Regions from separate parts of the Homo sapiens genome. Here region 2 is linked to region 1. A link is a contact called in ENCODE Hi-C or POLR2A ChIA-PET data. All regions are on one chromosome and are shown on one strand. The core of a region is the stretch at or near the end of the contact, and the rest is flanking DNA. Distances in the headings are between cores, read along the strand shown. Region 1 overlaps MYLK (myosin light chain kinase). Region 2 overlaps KALRN (kalirin RhoGEF kinase).

Region 1 (6,547 bases), core at 199-2,698:
ATTCCTCGACTCTATTCTCTGACATTCTATGGTTCCTCACCTCTGTTCTCTGGTGGTCTGTGATTCCTTGACTTTGTTCTCTGACATTCTGTGATTCCCTGACTTAGTTCTCAAGCAGTTTTTCTCCCCTATCTTCATCTCGTATCATCACCTTAGGACTAGGATGGACAGGACTGATGTTTCCAGCCTTATGCAGGAGAAACTGAGGCCTAATCTGAACAAAGTAACATAGTGCATCAGAGGCTAAGTGGGAACTAGCTCTAAACTTTCAAACACTTGTCCTCCAGTGCCACTCATGGGAGTGTGAAGTAGGTACAGAATGTCCCAAAAGGTAAAGGAACACTCTGGCTGCAAAACTCATCTTGAGGGGAGACATGCAAGCCTTTTGGGGAGCTGTCCACATGCCAGAGAGTTGTTGATGTCTGTGCCTCCATTTTTCTCATGCTGAGCCTTAGGAAGCCCTGTAGCACTTCCCTTCAGCCCCTAAGCAGCTGGGGAAGAAGAAGTCCTTGTCCAACCAGGTGAATAAGGAAGACACGAGGATAAAGGTCAAAGTAATACAGAGCTGGGAAGACAAATGAGGTGGCCAGTGAGCTATGCCCATGCCAGCTACCAGAACAGACCACAGGTTCCACACCCTGGCCCGACTCCCCAGAGAGGAAGTACTGCAAAGCCCCCTGGAAGATTGTCCCTGGACACAGGGGACCCGGGAGAGGGAATTCACAGAGGACTGAGCTCCAGCATCCACTCCCCACCCCCAGTTGTCCATATTTCTGTTTACCTTCTCTCTTGCTCTGTTCCTCTCCCTGGCCTTGTTTCTTTACCCTGTGTTCTGTTTCAGCCATTTCTCAGTGTCCGTCACCCTGTCCCATGTCCCCTCTTTTCCCTTTGTCTTCCTTCCTCTGACCCTGTTCTTTTGTTTCTTTTGGTTAGAAGTTTCAGATCGGGGAAGACTGGTGTACAAAGGGGTCAGGGAATGGGTTTTTCATTTCTAAAGGAGAAGAACAACCCTTTTCTCACTCTGTCTCTTTTTGGTGACTCCAGGTGTTTATTTGAATAATTTCCTCCCAAGGAGTCAGGAACCTGTGGAGGCTTGGTGCTAGTGATCCACTTTACTGGTACATTTAGATCTGTTCTGAAGCACTGATTTGGCCCTGTACTCCCGTCCTATCAGCAAGCATCAGTTTAAACTTTTCTTTGATGTTCTCTCTCATCTGCTCCTCCTTAAGCAACTTTGGGGTCAGCTTCTTTGAACTGCTTTTCTACAGAAAAGCTCTCCCTCCCCCCAGCCCCCACGATGCCCAGCTCCTGCGCAGTGCCACGCACTCCCCTCCTCCGATCACCACTACGCGGGCTGCAGTTCTGGCCTTTTATGGTTTAGTTTCTTATTCTCTGCAGCCAGTGCTGACAGGGCCATTGGCGTGGCTGTCTGCCAGCTGGCAGGAGCAGCATGTTAAATGCCGTCCTGGGAGGGGAATGGAATGGAGGAGAACCGAGGCTTTCTGTCTGCCTCCCCCTCAAAGAACTAAGAATAGAATTGCTCAATAAAATAGGACTCACATTGATGGATACAGCAAAGCCACATTCATTCAGAGCCTGTACACTTAGAATTAGTTCAAAGTAAACCTGGATGAAGCTCAGATTTACCTGTGCATCTTCAGGGACATCTCTGTATTCCCTGATCAGGGTTTATTAAGCAGATGTAAAATGTACATGAGGTAAAACAGGAATCACTTGGTCTGCTCCGGACAGTTTTCATGCATTTACAGACCAGCTAAATAAGGCCAGTTTAATACAACTCCTCCTTGTTAGCAGCAAACTTCTCTTATTGTATATTCTTTAAAGGGCCACTTTCTTTTCAGATCCTCTCTGGCTCCTATTTTTCAAACAATAATAAAAACTAGCCTTTCCCTCTGTTAGCTTAAATGAGTGATATTTAGCTATTTTGGAGACTTATTATTATTATATTTTAAAAGGCAGCCCAGGAATTTGCAATGCTCAGAGCCTCTTCCTGCACATGCGCCCCTGGTCTTGGCCTGTGGGGAATAAGGGAGGGGACAGTGAGCAGCATACCCAGATGGATTCCTTAAGGTCACTCACCCAGCACGAGAAAAGCAGGTCTCTTTTCATATCTTTAAAGGAGAAAAACAAAGTAGAGAGAACCCCAAATACCCAATAATCCCCAAATACTAACTGAGTTTGGAGCTTGCATGATTTCCCATCTTAATGCTCAGCTCAGGCTTAAGCAAGATGCCTTCTTGAGCTCATTCTGCCTGATAGCCTGGAAAGTCTTGAGCCCTGGAGCGAGGGTCCAGAGGCTTTTTGGAATCTCCTTTTGGCTCTGCCACTGACTACTGGGTTTTCTTGATAAGCAAAATGCCTTAGCTGCTGAGGACCCATTTCCCAAGGGCTAGGATTATCCAGGTAGATGACATGTGGGGGCCCTTCCAGCAGCTGCTGAAGTCCCAGGGAAGGGACATCCAGGTGGGGCTAGGCATAGCCACTGGTCATCTTCAAATAAGCGAGGACCAAGAGACCTCAAGAGCAGTTACTCTAGTGGGAAGCTGTAGGACAGGATCCTCCATTTTCCTGGAAATTAGAACATTTGCTGAGGAGAAAATCCTGGAGCTGGTGCCACTGGAGACTCTTGTCTTAGACTGAGCTGAGTTTCCTATTCTGTTAGTCAAGCCTCCAGGGAGCCCTGGGAGAATTCAGAGGAAATGTGGAGTCTCCTTTGCCCAGAGATGCCCAGGGTCTCCCTCCCAGTCTGAGTGTGTCGCCGTGGAGGACAAGCTCACAGGAGCTCCCTGTTCTAAGGACATCTGTTCTTTTCTGAGAGTTTTCATCCCTTTACTAGTTCAGCCACTGCATGGGGCTCATAGCTTAGAAAGAACAGAAAGCATTAGGTGCAGCCCACAGCTCTAAAGGCAGGTGGAGGAGTGGGAGGCCTCCAATCTCCTAGGACTTCTGACTTGGGTCTTTTCTGAACTCCTTAATTTGGTAGCAAATTCCTTAAAAATGTTGGAGTTTTACTTGGAATTAAAGTCCCTCGCCCCAAATTTTGCATCTTCTCTTGTGTGACAAGTCTTACGTATCACATATGTCATGTATAGGTTCTCATTTTCAGCCAAGAGACATGTGTAACAGGGTAGGGTACAAATGGCACCTCTTCTGCAACACCCATTTCTCAGTTTTCTTTTCTTGACCAAAGCAGAAGGAAGATCAGTTGGCAGAGTGCATTCGTTTATAAGCCCACACAACTCCAACTGTGGCCAATCACATGGTCTCCAGGCAGTCTTCTCTGGGAGGAATAGTGGGTCTGTCTTCCATCCCTCTTCAGGTTTTTTTACTTCCTTAGCTGGGTCTTGAGAGGACTTGAACCACTTGTCTTTAAGAGAGTTTAGAGTAATAAACATCTTAGCCAAAACCAGAAATGTTTCAAAAAAGGCCAATATATCTCTCAGAACAAACAGTTTTTCTAAGAGAACATATTAAACAGCCAGTGAAAGTGCTTCCATCACAGGAGGCCTCTGGCATGACTGCCAGCACTGGGAAGTGGCTCTGTCACAATCCCAGAATCATTCCCAGGGCTTTGGTTATTGGGGTAGACAGTTTCTGGGCAGTGCATTCTGGGCTGGAATGTGGATCGGCAGGGCTGGGAGAGGGGACAAGAATGAATATGAGTATGAGTATATATACTCATATACACATGTATATACATGCAGATTTTTCTTCTCCATATACACAGGGTCATTTGCAGCCATTGCCTTTGGCCTTCCTGCCTTGCTGGAGGTGGGAGAGTAGCGGTCAAGTACTTTATCTATGTTTGCTTACTTGATGCTTGCAAAAACCCTAAGAGGTAGGAACATATTAGCACCATTCTCTGAATGAGAAAGCCAGGCAAACAAACCAGTTTCAAATTTGCTGGGGTTGACATAGCTTAAAAGCATGGTTTCAATTGCTAGTTTGTGAGGCTTCATGAAATCAAACAGCATTGGGGGAGATGAAGGGTTAATGAACACAACACAGATATCTGTAACTAACCAACCATCTGCAAAAACTAAATCTGAAAAATAGGAGAGTTTTGCTCAGATAAGCAACTAATAAAATCAGCAAAACTCAAGAGCCTCATTAAAGTATTGGCTACCATGATTTGACTTGAAGTTGGCAGTACTGCTAGTTCTGAGGCCAGGTCATCTGAATGAGAAGGCAGCCAGCCAAAAGGGCCACTTCTTATTTGTGTCCTCAGCTCATTTTCTGTCCATTAGTCAGGGATGGCTGTGATTTGCTATTGTGGTTTGCTTTTGAAATTATTTATATCTCAACAGCCCTCTGAGAATAAAAGAGGTAGGGTAGGAGTAATTTTTAAGTATATAAAGTTAGAAATAAACTCCTACAATAATCTTGATAGTAATGACTAGTCAAGCCAGCCACTCTTCTAAGAATTTCTTACAACCACCTGTGATACAAGTGCTGTTGTTATTCACATTTTACAGATGAGGAAACTGAGGCTCAGGGCAATTAACAGCTACTGTGTGGGGACAGATCTGTGTTCAAACTTGAATCTGTCTGACTTCAGAGCACAAACACTGTGCTATACCACCCCTTGGTGGGGCAGGCATTTCTCAAGACCCAGAGAAAGTGGAGGCAGACCCCTAGTTATGTCACAGGTCATTGGCCAAGGGCCTGAAGGACAGACACACACACTCATGCTGAACTCTCTCTCTCAAAACATGTTTTCGATAGGAAATAGTCCACGCCTTCTGGGCAGCTTCCTAGATCTGTTTACTCTGACAAATATGTTTATGACTTGGGCAAAGTACAGGAAATCGTGACTTGCATGTAGACTGGAAAACTAGCAAAAAAAAGCGAGGGGGCCTTTTTTGGAGCAAATAATTATACATGGGGCTTTCCGTACAGGTGGGTTTGTACATAGCTCTAACTGTGATGTGCGGATGAGGGAAAGAGACGCAGGACCAGGGACTTTGGATTGGGTTCTCTAGGCTGCCTTCCCCCCATGACACAGGTAATTCAAAAACTTCCTTTGCCTGCAATTCTGGAAAGTGTGGGTGATGTTGTGCTTCTTTATCCCCAGATAAGCCAGACCCCCCAGCTGGCACACCTTGTGCCTCTGACATTCGGAGCTCCTCACTGACCCTGTCCTGGTATGGCTCCTCATATGATGGGGGCAGTGCTGTACAGTCCTACAGCATCGAGATCTGGGACTCAGCCAACAAGACGTGGAAGGAACTAGCCACATGCCGCAGCACCTCTTTCAACGTCCAGGACCTGCTGCCTGACCACGAATATAAGTTCCGTGTACGTGCAATCAACGTGTATGGAACCAGTGAGCCAAGCCAGGAGTCTGAACTCACAACGGTAGGAGAGAAACCTGAAGGTAGGCTGCCATCACTTCATCAGTGGCTTGAAACAAATGTGCGTGACTGACCTTGTGTATGTAAAGACTGTACTGAAAGGGGTGAAAAGGAACTGAGGAAACATTAATGATGACTGGCAGGGTCTTTTGGGGTCTTGGTTTCCAAGACAGTGATGTTGAGCCATTCTTCAAAAAAAGTATTAATACTTAGGACATTTCAAAAAACATTGAACCAGCAATTTTGGCATGCTGCCACCAGGGGGTGATGGTATGTTACTCAGGAGCATAGGAGTTCAAGCGGCCTCATGTTCCTCTTCCACCCTCCACCCCTTCTCTTCTCCTCTTGTATCCATATTTGAGTGTCTACTTGGTGTCAGATTCTTGGAACACAAAGATAAGACATGGAGCTTAAAATCTAGAGGAAGAGAGGTGTGTATGGCTAACTATAATGAGAAGGGATGCATCCTATTATAGCTGGGTAAAAAAAGAACCAAGGGGACATAACAAAATGCATGGAGCATTTTTCCATGGAGACCAAGGAAGGCTTTCTGGAGAAGGTGACACTTAGTCTGAGTCTTGGAAAAAGGGATAGGATTCTAAAAGGCAGGGAAGATAAGGAAAGGCACTCTACAAGAGGAAACAGCATGAGCAAAGGTTACAAAGCCATGGCAGTGTGTGACATTTTCAGATGCTCGTGTGTGGCCAAGGCATATGTTGTGTGAGACAGAACAGGAGGAAGTAAGACTAAAAGGGCATTTTAGGTAAAGTTGTGAAGTTCATCAAAGATTCTCAGGCAGGGGATCGAGACGATTAGAGCTGGTTTTCAGAGAACTAGGGAAAAAGCAGGGATTTGCTATTCACAGTGCAGTTGTGGACCAGCAGCCTTGGCATCCTGGGAGCTTCTTAGCAAGCAGACTCCCCCAGGCCCTTCTGGGCCTTGACTGAAAATGATCCACTCCTTGGGGATTCAGATGCACACGAACATTTGAGAAGCACTGGAGTGGTGGGTGGGTCAGAGGAGATGAGACTGCAGTCAGCCATATCAGATGGGCCTCTGGGATGACAGTCCAGGGGAGGGATGGAAAGGGCACGAACTTCAAGCCTCAGGAGGTAGAAGTGACCATACTTGATGACTTTTTGCATAGTGAGTTGAGGAAGAGAACTGGAAGA
Region 2 (6,416 bases), core at 2,484-4,983, 620 kb before region 1:
CCAGTCTCACTCTCCATTCTAGGGCCCTCATGTTTGTACCCCCTCTTGCCACCTCATGACAAGGTCACCTCCCCAGGGAAATCTGGGACAAGCTGGTCAACCCAATCTCTAAAGAGGATGGAGGAAACCAAACCCTCTTTTATCTCTCCACCAGAACGCATATGTTACAGAGTATATCTTCTCACCACATCAGCAGTTGTTCCTATAGCAGGACATTCTTATGCTAGAGAAAGCTTACTAAGGAGAGACTAGAGGTGAACAAACCAAGAGTGGGATTTCAAAGGGGCCATGGGATGGGGGACTGGGGGAAGAACCCTTCTGGGATTCCAGCTAGAGGCAGATTTCCTCCAAGAGATTAATATTCCTTTGCGTGTTTTTTTTCTTTTTTTTATTATACTTTAAGTTCTAGGGTACATGTGCACAATGTGCAGGTTTGATACATAGGTATACATGTGCCATGTTGTTTTACCACAGGTTTCCGACTCTTTACAAGATAAGAGTATGAGGCTTTTGCTCTCCTTGGGAATGACCTCAGGAAGAGCCATGGGATACAGGAATGGGGTTGAACAGTAGATACCCTTGAGTTGGGCTTTTCCCTGAGAAACAGTAACTACTACTGACCTTGGCACCAGAACACTTTAACTCAACATTTTCATACTGGAAAAATCTCTCTGTGCTCACATGTGAGAAGACATCCTCCTGTATTTATATATGAGATGGTGTCTCTCTCTATTCAAGTGAGAGAACATCATTCTCTGGGTGGGCAAACTCTTGGGGTTTCAGATCAACTAACTTGGGCTACAAAAACTAGTGCACCTACACATACAAAATCTCATTCTCACCTGTGCAAGTGGGACCAAAAGCTGCAGACTCCTCCCATTACCCCTCATCCACTTGAAAAACTGGTCCCAGGAAAGCTGCATTAAAGAGTTTAGAGCCCACGTCAAACGAAAATAGGCTGAAAGAACTCACAGAACTTTATCTGGTGAAGAAAACATGAGGAAGGTCCCCAAGCACTGTCCCCAAGTTATGGGAGAGCTGCCCTGCAGGGGAAGGAAGAGAGTAGTTCCCCAATGACCCTGGGAGACAGAGATGGGACTGCAGGGTGTAACTACAGGAGGGTAGATTCTGGCCTGCTGGAAGGAGGACTTTCTAACAACTGGGGCTACAGAACAGTGGAACAGGCTGCCTCACAAAGCTGTGGCTTCCTCAGCCCTGGAAATGCTCAGAAGAATCTGGAAAAATGCACATCTGGAAGGGAGTTCTGCCATGGGTAAGGGATTGGACCTGAATCAAAGACTTTAGGATTCTCAGATGCTCCTGGCAAGACCTGAACCATTTGCCAGAATCCAGTTTTCCTCGTGGTCCACTGGTTATTCCATGGACTTCTGACTCTCTGTTGTGCTCTGACTCCTGGTAACCCACATGGCATGAACACAGACCTCCTGCACTCCTCTCTGTAGAGCCTGTGCTCCAGCCACACCCAACTGCAGACATTCCCAGGATCCAGCCTGCATTTTGAGGCTGCTGTGCCTTTGCTCACACTCTTCCATCTCCCTGCATCCCAAACCCTGGCTAAACATTTCTCCATCTATGCTCCCATAGCACTAATAGACACCGTTGTGAACTTACCTGTGCAATGGCTATTTGTTTGCTGGTGCCCTCTGCTCCAACATGGCCAGGCCTGAATGTAGCTCATCTTCCAATTGCCCATCCCTGGCACAGTACTCGGCACAGTGATTGGCTTATCTTCAGCAAGTGTTCTCTAAGATCCTGCCAGACTGGTTACAGCTTCCATTTCCTTTTCTCCCTGCTAGCAGCTGACCTTGTGTCTAATACCCACTGATGAGGTCCTCCTCAAGATCCCTTCTTGGTTTCTCCAGCCACCAGGTTCCTCACCTCCATGCTCTGCTGCCACAGGCTGCCTACTTTCCACTCTGGCATCTTTGTTGTGGATGGGGCTGTATTCCCCATGCATGCCCCTCAAGAGAGCCTCCCCAGGCATCTATCCACTGCTGATTCCACTCATTTACATGGGCCAGCACAAGTCTATCTCTACAAATCTACCATTTGTTCCATGTGCTGAATGTCTTCAAGGCTCCAGCCATACTGGTAGATTTATGTACATTTTCTTTAACTCATACAATAATCCTAAGGCAGGTATTAAAATCTATATTTTACAGATAAAGAAATCAGTGTTCAGAGGGGGTGAACTGAACACAGTCACTCAGCTACAAGTGGCCCAGCAGGGATTCAAACCCAGGTTTCTCCAGTTTCAAAGCCAGTGCTCTCTCTGTCCCCCACAGGAGGCCTGAACTGTGCATGGGGCTCTTCCTTAACTCTGACCAAGGAAGGAAGCAGGAATGGAAAAGGAAGGCCATTCAACAAGTTCAGAGAGAACAGGTGCACAAAAGGTAAGGACAGGCCTGAGGAGATGCCAGGACAGGGACCAAGAAGGTCACAAGTGGGAAAGGGAGTAGAAGAGGAACAGGGAAAATGGTAGAAGGTAGAAAAAAGGAAGGAAAGCAGGTTCCTCAAAGCAAAATGCCTAGAAAGAAACCTTGGGAAAGCTTCCTACCCCAAACAGAGACTTTGTTTTATAAAGTCTGACAAATTCATCACCCCAGGCAGGATAAGACTTTGGGTCCTGTTTTGGGCTCTAGGGAGTGACCAGAACTGTTTATACCTTGGAAGGAGAGGACAGGAAATAGAAGTGGATACTTTGCCCAGTGATGGGGCATTCCCAAATTACTTTATAATTTATAAAACAAATTATAAAGTAAAATTGGTTTTACTTTATAAACTCTGATTTTCCCTGCACTGCCCTACACTCTCCTCCATCCAAGGCCTAGGGTAAGAGTAGAGACACATAGTCCCAGCAGAAGGCCTGTCACACAGTAGACACTCAATGTCTGTTGATGAATGAGTCAATGAACTTTTCTCAGTTACTGCCCTGCACCACACACACACACACACACACACACACACACCTGAAGTGTCCTTCATTCTTCAAACAGGGTACCAAAACCTTTCCCCTGTTTCCCCTACTGGGGCAGAGCTGACATGTCTCCTTTTTGCTTGGACCACCTCCATGCTTTTTCTCCCATACATACTAAGACACTCACCCCACCTCCACCAGCCCTACCCCACCCAGAAAGCAACAGAGACCTTGATATCTTAACTCACCTGGGTTCTAGCCACTGGAGTGGTGACTCTCTAAACCATCTTTTCCTTACGATGTATCAAGAATTACATTAGTGCTAACTCTGATTTTCCCTGCACTGCCCTACACTATCCTCCATCCAAGGCCTAGGGTAAGAGTAGAGACACATAGCCCCAACAGAAGGCCTGTCACACAGTAGACACTCAATGTCTGTTGACGAATGAGTCAATGAACTTTTCTCAGTTACTGCCCTGCACCACACACACACACACACACACACACACACACATAGTTCATCTCTGATCAGACCTTCTTTTCACAGCTCACCTCAACTGCTGCAGACAGAGTCAGTGTGACAGCCCAGATTCTGGAAAGTACTGTTAACACAGTGTCTTAGTTCTCAGTTCCAAAGAGTCACTAAGGGGTCCACAGTTCTATGGGGTCCATTCATAAGCAGGGGCTGCATAGGCAGACTTTTTACACACAGCAGTTCAGGTCTTGGCACCTTCCACTCTCTTGAGAGAACCGTGGAAGGGAGCCAAGCCTCATGCCTGAGCATTCTTCCCCATCCTTCCTCCATTCTGTTCTCCACACCCACACTCCTCCTGCAGGCGTGCTAATCTCAGGATACAAATGGGGCTGAAAATGCAGGAGAGGGAAGAAAGGAGAGGGAGAAAGGATTTAAGAGGGAGAAAAACAGCTTTGGGAGAAAACACACACATGCAGCCTGTAGAACACGGTGACTTAGATTATTTTTGGAATCTAATGTTTCTAATGTTCAAGGGGAGGAAATGAGAAAAAGTAAGTCGAAATTCCCAGGACCAGCAGGCTGGAAATAATACAGGACACTGTGTTCTGTGTCAGGGGGCGGGATACAGACACACTTCCTTGCCCTGAGCTCCGTCAACAGGAGGTGGAGGGGTTTGGTGGTTAAGGTCTCAGTAGGAGAGGGGAGAGCAGGAACAAGAGGGCACCGGAGCCTTTCTCCAAAAAAAGCAGGAAATTACAACCACCCCGTAAAGGCCTTGCCCTTCTGGCCAACCCGAAGGTCACAGCTCTTTGAAGCCTCCCTCCCAACATGAAGGGCTCAGGCAATTGAACCACACAGAGACATGACACGCCCCTCTGGAGGCCTGTCCAGTGCTTGTCCCTTCACCACAGCACTGGTGAGGACACATGTCAAGTGACCCTTATCCTCCTAGCCCCCAGCCCCTTTAGCCACCGCCTAGGTTCCTGGCACATGCCACCATCTGTCCTGCACGGCAAGGAGCCTCCAAAGAGAGGGTGTAGAGAGTGTGTGTGTGCACGTGTGCACACATGTGTGTGTGCATGCGCACATGTGTGCGTGCGTGTGTTGGGAGAAGAGGGAGGAGCACCAGCTTCAAAGCAGAGGACTCTATCCCAAGCAAACCACTCAAGCACACCAAGTCTCAGCTTTCCCATCTGTGAAATGATGCCCCTATACGTGCCCACCTGGCCTACCACACACAGTACATGGGAGACTTGGATGATGAACCATGGACTGGATGATTTTGGGTGGGTCTCTGCTCTGGGTCAAAGATTACTATGTAAAAGGAAGGGCTGGGCCAGAAAATCTCTAAGGTCATGGGTGTGAAAATACTTTGAACATTCCGAAAAGAATTACATATTGTAATTACTGCAAAGGCACTTCACTTTGACAAATGACAGTGGAATCATGTTACTGCTGCCTCATGGGGAATGGGGGTGTTGGAGGTGTGGGGAAGAGAAGAGACAGTGGGCCAGGGTCCACCAGGGAAGTAGAAGCAGCAGGATTTCTCTACAACAGCCCCACTGGTTCTGGTCACCCCAGGCAGGATAAGACTTTGGGTCCTGTTTTGGGCTCTAGGGAGTGACCAGAACTGTTTATACCTTGGAGGGAGAGGACAGGAAATAGCAGTGGATACTTTGCCCAGTGACGGGGCATCCTGGGGATGTCCTGCAATGCTAATGTGGCCAACAGGACATACCAACCTCAAAACGCAATAAGCACATCACCCTTAGCACAGTGGTCTGCTGCCTACCACGATGCCCAGTGGTGCCCAGTGTAGATTTTCTCATGGTGATTAACATAAAAGCAGCATTATTTTGTTTGCACAGACTTCCAAGAATATTAAAATGCATAAACATTGCCATAGGAAGTATTTCTGGCCCCAAGTTTGCAAGGGAATAAGACAAATATGCTCTTAGCTATACTGCAAAGCAGAAGGTGACAAGTGTCTCAGATGTAGAGGGTGCATGGGGACAGGTGCTCACCTCTCATGGGACACCAGGAAGAATCACTTTTCTCTGGGGCTGCTTCAAGGACAGACCTTGTTTTTCCAGAGAACTTTCCCTGTGGAGGATGTCCCCACCCTGACTCCTCAGGTGTGACCCCAGTGTGACCTATGTGCTCCTCTTTTGTGCCCTGCCCAGGGGCACTGCATAGCCTGGTGACCTGCAGGACCCCCAAGAATCTACACCATAATTTCCAACTTCTCTCAAAAATCAATTCTGAATTTTGTTCCATTAAGGATAATTGAAAATGATTTAGAGCAGGTTCATTTGGAAGAGAGCATCAGTGACACTCTTCATGGTCTCAGCAGGCACCCATGACTGAAGAGTAAATCATAACTGAAATAGTGCAGGGAGAAGGAAGGGAAGCCAATGTTCCTGGAATAGCTATGCTGGGCCAGGCACCATGCCAGGCACTGCTACATACATAACCCCACTCAATTCTCATAACAACCCTGCGAAGAAGTTTGTCTTTTTTTTAAGCAAACAAACAAACAAAACCTCAAGGGAGTAGGGTTTTATTTGCTGAGAGGTTTCTTATTTTTCATAATTACCCAAGGCAACAATCCTGAAAAGAGAAGAACCCACTATAAATATGTAGGGGAGAATGAAAAAGCACAAAAGCAAAAAGTATTATACAATTGTTAAGTTGTAAAAGGGCTTAGATATTTATTTAGTGGAGCAAGTCTCAAAGGAAGAGGAAGGAAGAGAAATGGATTGGGGTTGGGGTGGGGCTTTATTAAACCACTCTGCAGATTCTGGTACATCTCCTCAGAAGTTTATTCTCTGTCATCACCACCTCCAAAGCTACCACCACCATGACCGTGGCCACCCCACTTCTCCTGTTGAAAGATGTTTTCATGAAGAGAGAGTATTGTGCATGAGAACAGTGCAGTGTGGAAGCAGAAGAAAAGTCAAAAGATGCTGAAGTAGAAGTAATATAAATTCTTTATCTTTGTTT

Evidence for each region. Hi-C counts contacts between places; a loop is a spot of excess contacts on that map. ChIA-PET counts read pairs that join two places held with the same protein, here RNA polymerase II (POLR2A). Pooled maps may share reads with other maps.
Region 2: a map of MCF 10A shows a loop between it and region 1 (4-fold over the local background). The contact joins two enhancer-like sites. A Hi-C loop is called at or near these places in 3 of 168 maps with a recorded cell type or tissue (MCF 10A, PC-9 and mammary epithelial cell) and 11 of 50 pooled maps. POLR2A ChIA-PET finds 5 or more read pairs at or near these places in 1 of 52 experiments (BJ).

The regions. Positions count from the first base shown.
Region 1 is chr3:123,655,977-123,662,523 of GRCh38, reverse strand. MYLK (myosin light chain kinase) reads left to right here. Exons shown (of 34, transcript NM_053025.4): 24 at 5,096-5,398. It overlaps LOC124909421 (a long non-coding RNA gene), which reads right to left. Exons shown (of 2, transcript XR_007096038.1): 2 at 1,025-3,655. Among named protein-coding and RNA genes, the nearest start is that of MYLK-AS2, 30 kb to the left of the region's middle. Within about 2 kb of position 1,448, at least 18 of the 41 ENCODE cell types and tissues checked have a DNase peak (open chromatin) inside an H3K27ac peak, as active enhancers do.
Region 2 is chr3:124,275,033-124,281,448 of GRCh38, reverse strand. The region is part of intron 5 of KALRN (kalirin RhoGEF kinase); the gene reads right to left. Among named protein-coding and RNA genes, the nearest start is that of MIR6083, 96 kb to the left of the region's middle. Within about 2 kb of position 3,733, at least 16 of the 41 ENCODE cell types and tissues checked have a DNase peak (open chromatin) inside an H3K27ac peak, as active enhancers do.